Linked DNA regions of Homo sapiens: all the other regions are linked to region 1. Evidence: read pairs that join two places in POLR2A ChIA-PET (ENCODE). Cell type or tissue: OCI-LY7. All regions are shown on one strand. Region 1 has its middle 21 kb from the start of ACBD3-AS1. Region 2 has its middle 25 kb from the start of LIN9. Region 3 has its middle 47 kb from the start of LIN9.

What was found. Peaks named below come from ENCODE experiments on the same cell type or tissue, not always from the same donor. Only the 100,000 strongest peaks of a DNase experiment are listed, where the experiment ranks them.
Region 2: POLR2A ChIA-PET joins it to region 1 with 31 read pairs; 13 of 35 experiments call an interaction of 5 or more read pairs at or near these places.
Region 3: POLR2A ChIA-PET joins it to region 1 with 25 read pairs; 4 of 35 experiments call an interaction of 5 or more read pairs at or near these places.

Annotation. Positions count from the first base shown.
Region 1 is chr1:226,126,222-226,128,721 of GRCh38, reverse strand. It overlaps the pseudogene LOC112268255. Among named protein-coding and RNA genes, the nearest start is that of ACBD3-AS1, 21 kb to the left of the region's middle. In OCI-LY7, no CTCF peak of the experiment used is centred here; DNase peaks (open chromatin) are centred at 671, 981 and 1,311; H3K4me3 peaks cover 1,914 bases; H3K27ac peaks cover 2,500 bases.
Region 2 is chr1:226,332,607-226,335,106 of GRCh38, reverse strand. It overlaps the pseudogene LOC101060016. Among named protein-coding and RNA genes, the nearest start is that of LIN9, 25 kb to the right of the region's middle. RefSeq lists an enhancer at 1,321-1,875. In OCI-LY7, CTCF peaks have their summits at 1,283 and 1,492 (motif pointing right); DNase peaks (open chromatin) are centred at 1,516 and 2,026; H3K4me3 peaks cover 945 bases; H3K27ac peaks cover 1,317 bases.
Region 3 is chr1:226,354,439-226,356,938 of GRCh38, reverse strand. No RefSeq gene overlaps it. Among named protein-coding and RNA genes, the nearest start is that of LIN9, 47 kb to the right of the region's middle. In OCI-LY7, no CTCF peak of the experiment used is centred here; DNase peaks (open chromatin) are centred at 588, 1,088 and 1,718; H3K4me3 peaks cover 2,500 bases; H3K27ac peaks cover 2,500 bases.

The DNA.
Region 1 (2,500 bases):
AAGCACTGTGGGCGTTCCAGGCTGGGGTGGGGGCTGGAATCTGAGGAATGGAGGAGTATCTAGGAAAGTGGCTGGAAGCGGACAACATTGTGCTGGCTGCAGCTCATTCTTAGTGGGCAGGTCTTAGCAAGTCGTGTCATTCACAGCCCAGTTAAAAGATGTACTGGGCCGGGCACGGTGGCTCATGCCTGTAATCCCAGCACTTTGGAAGGCAGAGGTGGGCGGATCACCTGAGGTAAGGAGTTCGAGACCAGCCTGGCCAACATGGTGAAACCCCCATCTCTACTAAAAATACAAAATTTAGCCAACCGTGGTGGCAGGCACCTGTGATCCCAGCTACTCAGGAGGCTGAGGCAGGAGCATCGCTGGAACCCGGGAGGCGGAGGTTGCAGTGAGCCGAGATTGCGCCACTGCACCCCACCCTGGGCAACAGAGCGAGGATTCATCTCAGAAAATAAAACAAAAAGTTGAACCAAGATTGCAAAGTTCCCTTCCAGCTCCAAAACTCAAGCCAGGGGCCCTGTGAGACTTTCCCGGAAGTCTGGGCCCTGAGGTTGCTGAGGGCGCTTCCATGCAGGTGCCGCTTCCATCCAGGAACTGAGCTCTGCCCTTCCGTTTGTTTGTTCACTTCACTCCTCCCCTAGAGGCTGAAGTTGCTTCTGGGAAGGAGGCTGGGCACTTCTGGGCTGAGCCTTGTTTCCATAGCACCCAGCCACCCTGCCAGGAAGACACAGGTTTCTCCTGGTTGACTGTGAGAGGACTTTGACCCGCGCTCCGTTTCCTGCTGGGCCAGACTTAGGAGGAGGTACCGGGGCAAGCAGCACAGTGGGACTTGCAGGTCCCGGACCCAGCCCTTCATTCAGACCAGTTGTTCTGGAAGTTTGGGCCCCAACCAAGAGCAACAGCAGCAGTATCAGGAAACTTGTTAGAAATGCAAATTACCGGACCCCACCCTGGACCTACTAAATTAGAAACTCTAGGGTGGGGCCAGCCATCTGTGTTTTTGTAAGTCCCCAGGTGTCTCTCATGCACACCAAAGTTTCAGAAACACTTTATGCATTGTGTGCATGTGTGTGTGTGTGTGTTTTCTTTTTTTTCTTTTTTTTTTTTTTGCAGGATTTGACAGAGTCTTTATCTGGCTTCTGTTACATCTTATTCTGACTCAGGTTTACGGACACAATGCTGGAAAACCAGTTCCTGCTCTACCCACGCCTCAACTTGTTAAGAAGAAACAGTATCTAACACCGAGGCACGTCACATCTTCGCCATTCCCACTTCCTTTCTGCCCTAGGCATTCAATGTATGCCACCGGGGGCCATCAGGACTAGGGCTCTGCAACCACGGCAGCAGACAGGTGTGAAGCTCAGAGTCCCTCCTAACAGCCTCCCTCCAGCGTCTTCTTGGCCGCGGCGGCGAAGCAGCTCCGCAGGGCCTCGAACTCCCGCGCGCAGAAGTCCTTACTCGGCCCCGCAGGCGGCCAGCCGCTCGGGGAAGGCGCGGAGGCAGCTTCGCATGCGGCCCCACACCGCTCCGTCAGCCGACATGAGCGGCTATTCCCAGCGCCCCTCATGTGTGTGTTTTCAAAATGAGGTTTTGCTCTGTCACTGAGGCTGGAGTGCAGAGGTGCCATCATAGCCCATTGCAACCTCCACCTCCTGGCCTTAAGCAGTCCTCCTGCCTCAGCCTCCCAAGTAGCTGGGACTACAAGTGTGTGCTTGTTTTTTCTTTTGTAGAGATAGGGTCTTGCTATGTTGTCCAGGCTGGTCTTGAAGCCCTGGGCTCAAGCAATCCTTCCACCTTGGCCTCCCAAAGCACTGAGATTATAAGCATGAGCCTCCATACCCAGCCCAAGAACCCCCACTTTATTGTGTGATCAATTGTTCCAGTTTGCCCAGGACTCTCAGTTTTAGCACTGGGACTCTCTCTTTTTTTTTTAGACGGATTCTTGCTCTGTCGCCCAGGCTGGAGTGCAGTGGCGCGATCTCAGCTCACTGCAACCTCCACCTCCCAGGTTCATGCCATTCTTCTGCCTCAGCCTCCCGAGCAGCTGGGACTACAGGTGCCCGCCACCACGCCCAGCTAATTTTTTGTATTTTTAGTAGAGACGGGGTTTCACTGTGTTAGCCAGGATGGTCTCGATCTCGTGACCTCGTGACCCACCCGCCTTGGCCTCCCAAAGTCCTGGGATTACAGGCATAAGCCACCGTGCCCGGCTTTTTTTTTTTCTTTTTTCTTTTTTTTTTTTTTTTTGAGACAATCTCGCTCTGTCATCCAGGCTGGAGTAAAGTGGCACAATCTTGGCTCACTGCGACCTCTGTCTCCCGTGGTTCAAGCAATCCTCCTACCTCAGCCTCCCAGGTAGCTGGGACTACAGGTGTGTGCCACCATGTCCAGCTAATTTTTGTATTTTTTTGTAAAGACAGGGTTTCACCATGTTGCCCAGGCTGGTCTTGAACTCCTGAGCTCAAGCAATTCACCCACCTCAATCTTCCAAAATGCT
Region 2 (2,500 bases), 210 kb before region 1:
TGGCTCACGCCTGTAATCCCAGCACTTTGGGAGGCCAAGGTGGGCGGATTGCTTGAGGTCAGGAGTTTGAGACCGGCCTGGACAACAATGGTGAAACCCTGTCTCTACTAAAAATACAAAAATTAGCCAGGCATGGTGGCATGCGCCTGTAATCCCAGCTACTGGGGAGGCTGAGGCAGGAGAATAGAATCACTTGAACCTGGGAGGCAGAGGTTGCGGTGAGTTGAGATCATGCCACTGCACTCCAGCCTGGACGACAGAGCAAGACTCCATCTCAAAAAAAAAAAAGAAGAAAAGAAAAGAAAGACATTTTCAGATAAATAAAAGCTGTGAGGTCATTTCCAGAGAACGGCATTATAAGAAATATTTTTTTGGCTGGGCACGGTGGCTCATGCATGTAATCCCAGCACTTTGGGCTTTTTGTTGTTGCCTTGTTTTTTCAATATTTTTTATATTAATAGAGATGGGGTTTCGCCATGTTGGCCAGGCTGGTCTTGAACTCCTGACCTCAAGTGATCTGCCCCCGTCGGCCTTCCAAAGTGCTGGGATTACAGGCATAAGCCACTGCACCCAGCCTATCCCAGCATTTTGGGAGGCAGTAGGGAGAGGATTGCCTCAGGCCAGGAGTTCAAGACAAGCCTGGGCAACTAGCGAGACACAATCTCTACCAAAAATAGAGAAAAATTAGCTGGTTATGGTGGCACACACCTTTAGTCCCAGCTACTCAGGAGGCTAAAGATAGAGGGATTGCTTGAGCCCAGAAGTTTGGGGTTTCAGTGAGCCGTGATTGTGTCACTGCACTCCAGCATGGGTGACAGATAGAAAAATTAGATCTACACAAAGAAATAACGAGATGTGGCCTGGCGCGGTGGCTCATGCCTGTAATCCCAGCACTTTGGGAGGCCAAAGCGGGCGGATCACGAGATCAGGAGATCGAGACCATCCTGGCTAACACGGTGAAACCCCATCTCTACTATAAATACAAAAAATTAGCCGGGTGTGGTGGCGGGTGCCTGTAGTCCCAGCTACCCGGGAGGCTGAGGCAGGAGAATGGCATGAACCCAGGAGGCAGAGCTTGCAGTGAGCCGAGATTGTGCCACTGCACTCCAGCCTGGGCGACAGAGCAAGACTCCAACTCAAAAAAAAAAAAAAAAAGAAAGAAAGAGATGTAAATACATGGTAAATATAAAATACTTTTTTCATTTAAAAGAATTTCTCTAAAAAGATAATTGACCATTTAAAGCAAATATAAAAATATAGTTTGGACTTTCTAATGGAAATGGAAATGAAATGTCTTAAAACAATAGCACAAAGGTTCCAAAGGGAAAATGGAGTTGCATTATTAAAAGGTTCTCACATGATATGTAAAGTAGCATAACAATATTTAAAGATATGTGATACACTCCTGAAACAGGAGCCCAAGCGTGCATGTGGACACAGGGTCGTGGGAGATGAATGCGGTGGTGTCGCAGGTGAACTCTCTGCCGCTTCTCAGCCTGATGGTGGCGCTCATATTTAGCTGCTTTCACCATCACCACTGCCTTCAAAGACGGAAGCATCCTGGTGTGGTGGCAATGACTCGCCGATCAAGCTGAAAAACGTAGATGACTTCAACGGACCGAGAGAAAGAAGTGATTTGGGATTCATTACATTTGATGTAACTGCTGATTAACTCAGCTCGTTTCCCAGTAGTGGCACCAGTCTTGTAGTTAATTGTGAGAATACATTTGATTGGAATGTTAAGCAGTTGTTTATTTATCAGCAGAATATTCAACAAAAGATAATCTACGATTAGAGACCTAATGGCAATATATTTGCAACAAAATTTGAGACCTGTGATTAAAATTATCATTATGAAGATATGTAATCAAAAGCTGTAAAGATTATTAATAATTTTTCTATTTTCTGAGATTATTTTAAAATCCATCTCAGTACAGCTTTTTTTTTTCTCATATTTTTTTTCTGTTTTTAAGAGATAGTATCTCACTCTGTCACCCAGGCTGGGGCAATCACAGCTCACTGCAGCCGCAATCTCCTTGCCTCAGGCATGTTTTGGTTTTGTTTTTGTTTTTGTTTTTAAATACATGGCATGAGCTGTTTTAGTAGTCTTACTAAGCCATGTATCTGCAGTTAATTATATTGAAAATAATTTTCCTTTGTTTTGGTGTTGTATGGGATTCATCAACGTAAGTACTTGAACTAGTCTTTTTAACTGTAAATTACATGCCAGGTGCAGTGGCTAATGCCCGTAACACCAGCACTTTGGGAGACTGAGGTGGGAGGATCACTTGAGCCCAGAAGTTCAAGGCCAGCCTGGGCAACATAGTGAGACTTTGTCTCTACAAAAAAATTTAAAAAATTAGTCAGGTATGATGACATACAATTGTAGTCTCAGCTACTGGCGAGGCTGAGGTGGGAGAATTGATTGAGCCCAGGAGGTTGAGGCTGCAGTAAGTTGTGATGGTGCCATTGCACTCCAACCTGGGTGACAGAGCAAGAC
Region 3 (2,500 bases), 230 kb before region 1:
TGGTCCTTTCCAGAGATGAAGGCAGGCAGGGGTCAGGGCCCACAGAAGGGAATCCCTATATTCTTGGGGTTGTCTGAGCCAGGGCTCATGCCTGTCTGGTGCTTTCAACCAAACCTCTCTCATGGGCTCTGTAAAAGGAACAATCAGGCCATTCTGAATCCCCCAGATCTTGTACCTACCTTTTAGAATTGTCTTGAGAGTGTGTGTGCTGATTCTCCTAAAGTACTTCGTGTGGTTCCTGACCTATAATAAGTGCTTCATAAATCTTAGTCATTATTGTTAAAATCCCAAAGAGTGGTTTTGCTCGAGTCTGAATCCAAAAAGGAAGCTCCAGGTAAGAGGAGAAACTAGAGAACAGGACACAGAAACCATCCTGTGTTTTTTCTATCCTGTGAAACCATCACCATGACACTGGCCTTCCCTCTCAGTGTGGCCTCATCCTCCATGTCCCTCCCTGTAGTCCCCTTAACTGTGAAGTGTCCAGCCTCTCCAGCACTTACTCCCAGGCCCAGCTCCACTTCAGGCAGGCCTGCTGGGGCTCAGAATAGCCCAGCTGCTGTCTCAGCAGATGGCCAGGCTAATTTTAGCCATGTGGTACTCACCCAGGGACCAGGCTGGGCTTTTTAGATTTGAATAAGCCAGTGTGCAACTTTGGTTTAGAGCCAATAACAAAGTTTGGAGCTGTTGTGATCTCTGTGTCTGCCTAGCACTTTATAAGATTCCAGAAATATAATTTTAAAGGATTTTGTTTCTGTGAACCAACAAGAACCCAAGCTATGGAGCCAGCAGGCAGTCAAGCCAGCAGGGTATTGATGGAGGGTGGTGAGAAGCAGATGGTGGCACCAGCTCCTGCCTCTTCTCCCTGATGACAAGCGGGTGGCAGGGCCTCAGTATCCCGGGTGCACTGTGCTCTCACTGCTCTCCTGGCCAAAGTGAAAGAAGGCAGCAGCCAACTCAGCCTCCTGGATCATCCTCTGAACCACTCGTGGGTGGCAGGCTGCATCTTCATGCTGTGGAACAACTGTGGTCCGGAAGAAGTCAGCCAGATGCCAGCAAGAACCTACTCTGGCACTTTCATGTGCAGTCCCTCGAGACAACCTAATGTGAAGTAGGCAGATGTGGAAACAGGCTCAGAGAGGTAAGAGGTCCCAAGAGAGGCTGAGATTGAGCCAGGTTGAGAACGTGTCTTTTCCATTGTGATGTTTCTACCTTATTGTTCTTCATATGTGAAGACTGCCTTTCATCCCAGTTCTTCCAGAGAGTTCAGAGACAACACACAGTGACTCGGAAAGCCACATTCCAGCCTGCCTTCACCTTTCCATGATTAATTTCTAGTTGCAGAAGCAAGTTGACCAGAGAAGACAGTAGAATGAGGAGACCAGACTAGTCATGCTTCCTAAACTGGGTCCATGAACTCTTAAAAGTTGGTTTGGGTGGTCTTTGGGGAATCTGTTTGTCAGTTGAGCTGCTTTCAGCTTAAAAAATAAAAAGGAAAGCCACATTTCAAGAAGTGGGAGCCAGACACTGTGGCTCACACCCGTAATCCCAACTCTCGGGAAGGCCAAGGCAGGAGGATCTCCAGAGGCCAGGAGTTTTAAGACCAGCCCAGCAGCATAATGAAACCCTGTCTCTACAAAAAATTTAAAAACTTGGCCAGGCATGGTGGCTTGTGCCTGTAGTCCCAGCTGCTAGGGAGGCTGTGGTCGGAGGATCACAATCACTTGAGCCCCGGGGTTCCGGCCTGCAGTGAACTGTGATCACATCACATCGCTGCACCAGTCTGGACGACAGCGAGACCTGACTCTAAAAAAACAAGGTTGGGTGCGGTGGCTCATGCCTGTAATCCCAGTACTTCGGGAGGCTGAAGTGGGAGGATCACCTGAGGTCAGGAGTTGGAGACCAGCCTGGCCAACATAGTGAAACCCCATCTCTAGTAAAAATACAAAAATTTAGCCAGGCAGAGTGGCACGTGCCTGTAGTCCCCGCTACTTGAGAGGCTGAGGTGGGAGAATTGCTTGAACCCAGGAGGCAGAGGTTGCAGAGAGCTGAGATGGCGCCACTGTGCTCCAGCCTGGGTGAGGCAACATAGTGAGATTCTGTCTCAATTTTTTTTTAATAAAAATTTTTAAAAATTGATGTTTGCAGCGTTGGTTAATTCTGCTTCTCTGTTTCTCTTGGCTTTTCATGGTTGCCAGATGGCAGTTGGACACCTAGCACCACCATCCAGAGGCAGGAAAGGAGAGTTACCCCCTCATCTTTTACCAGAGAGAAAAACTTTTCTCCATTGTTCCCAATAGTCCTGTCTTCTCATCTCATTGCCTAGGGGTTGGGGCACATGCCTGTGCCCCACAGCTGCAGGAAGGCTGGAGTTAGAGTATCAGGCACGGTGCAGGATGTCAGCAAGGACAAAGGGAGTGAAGAATGTGGCCTGAGAGCGTGTCATGCCCTAGAAATTGTGCACAGAAGCTGAGACACGGGCACTTTTGTGGGTAGTGGGTCC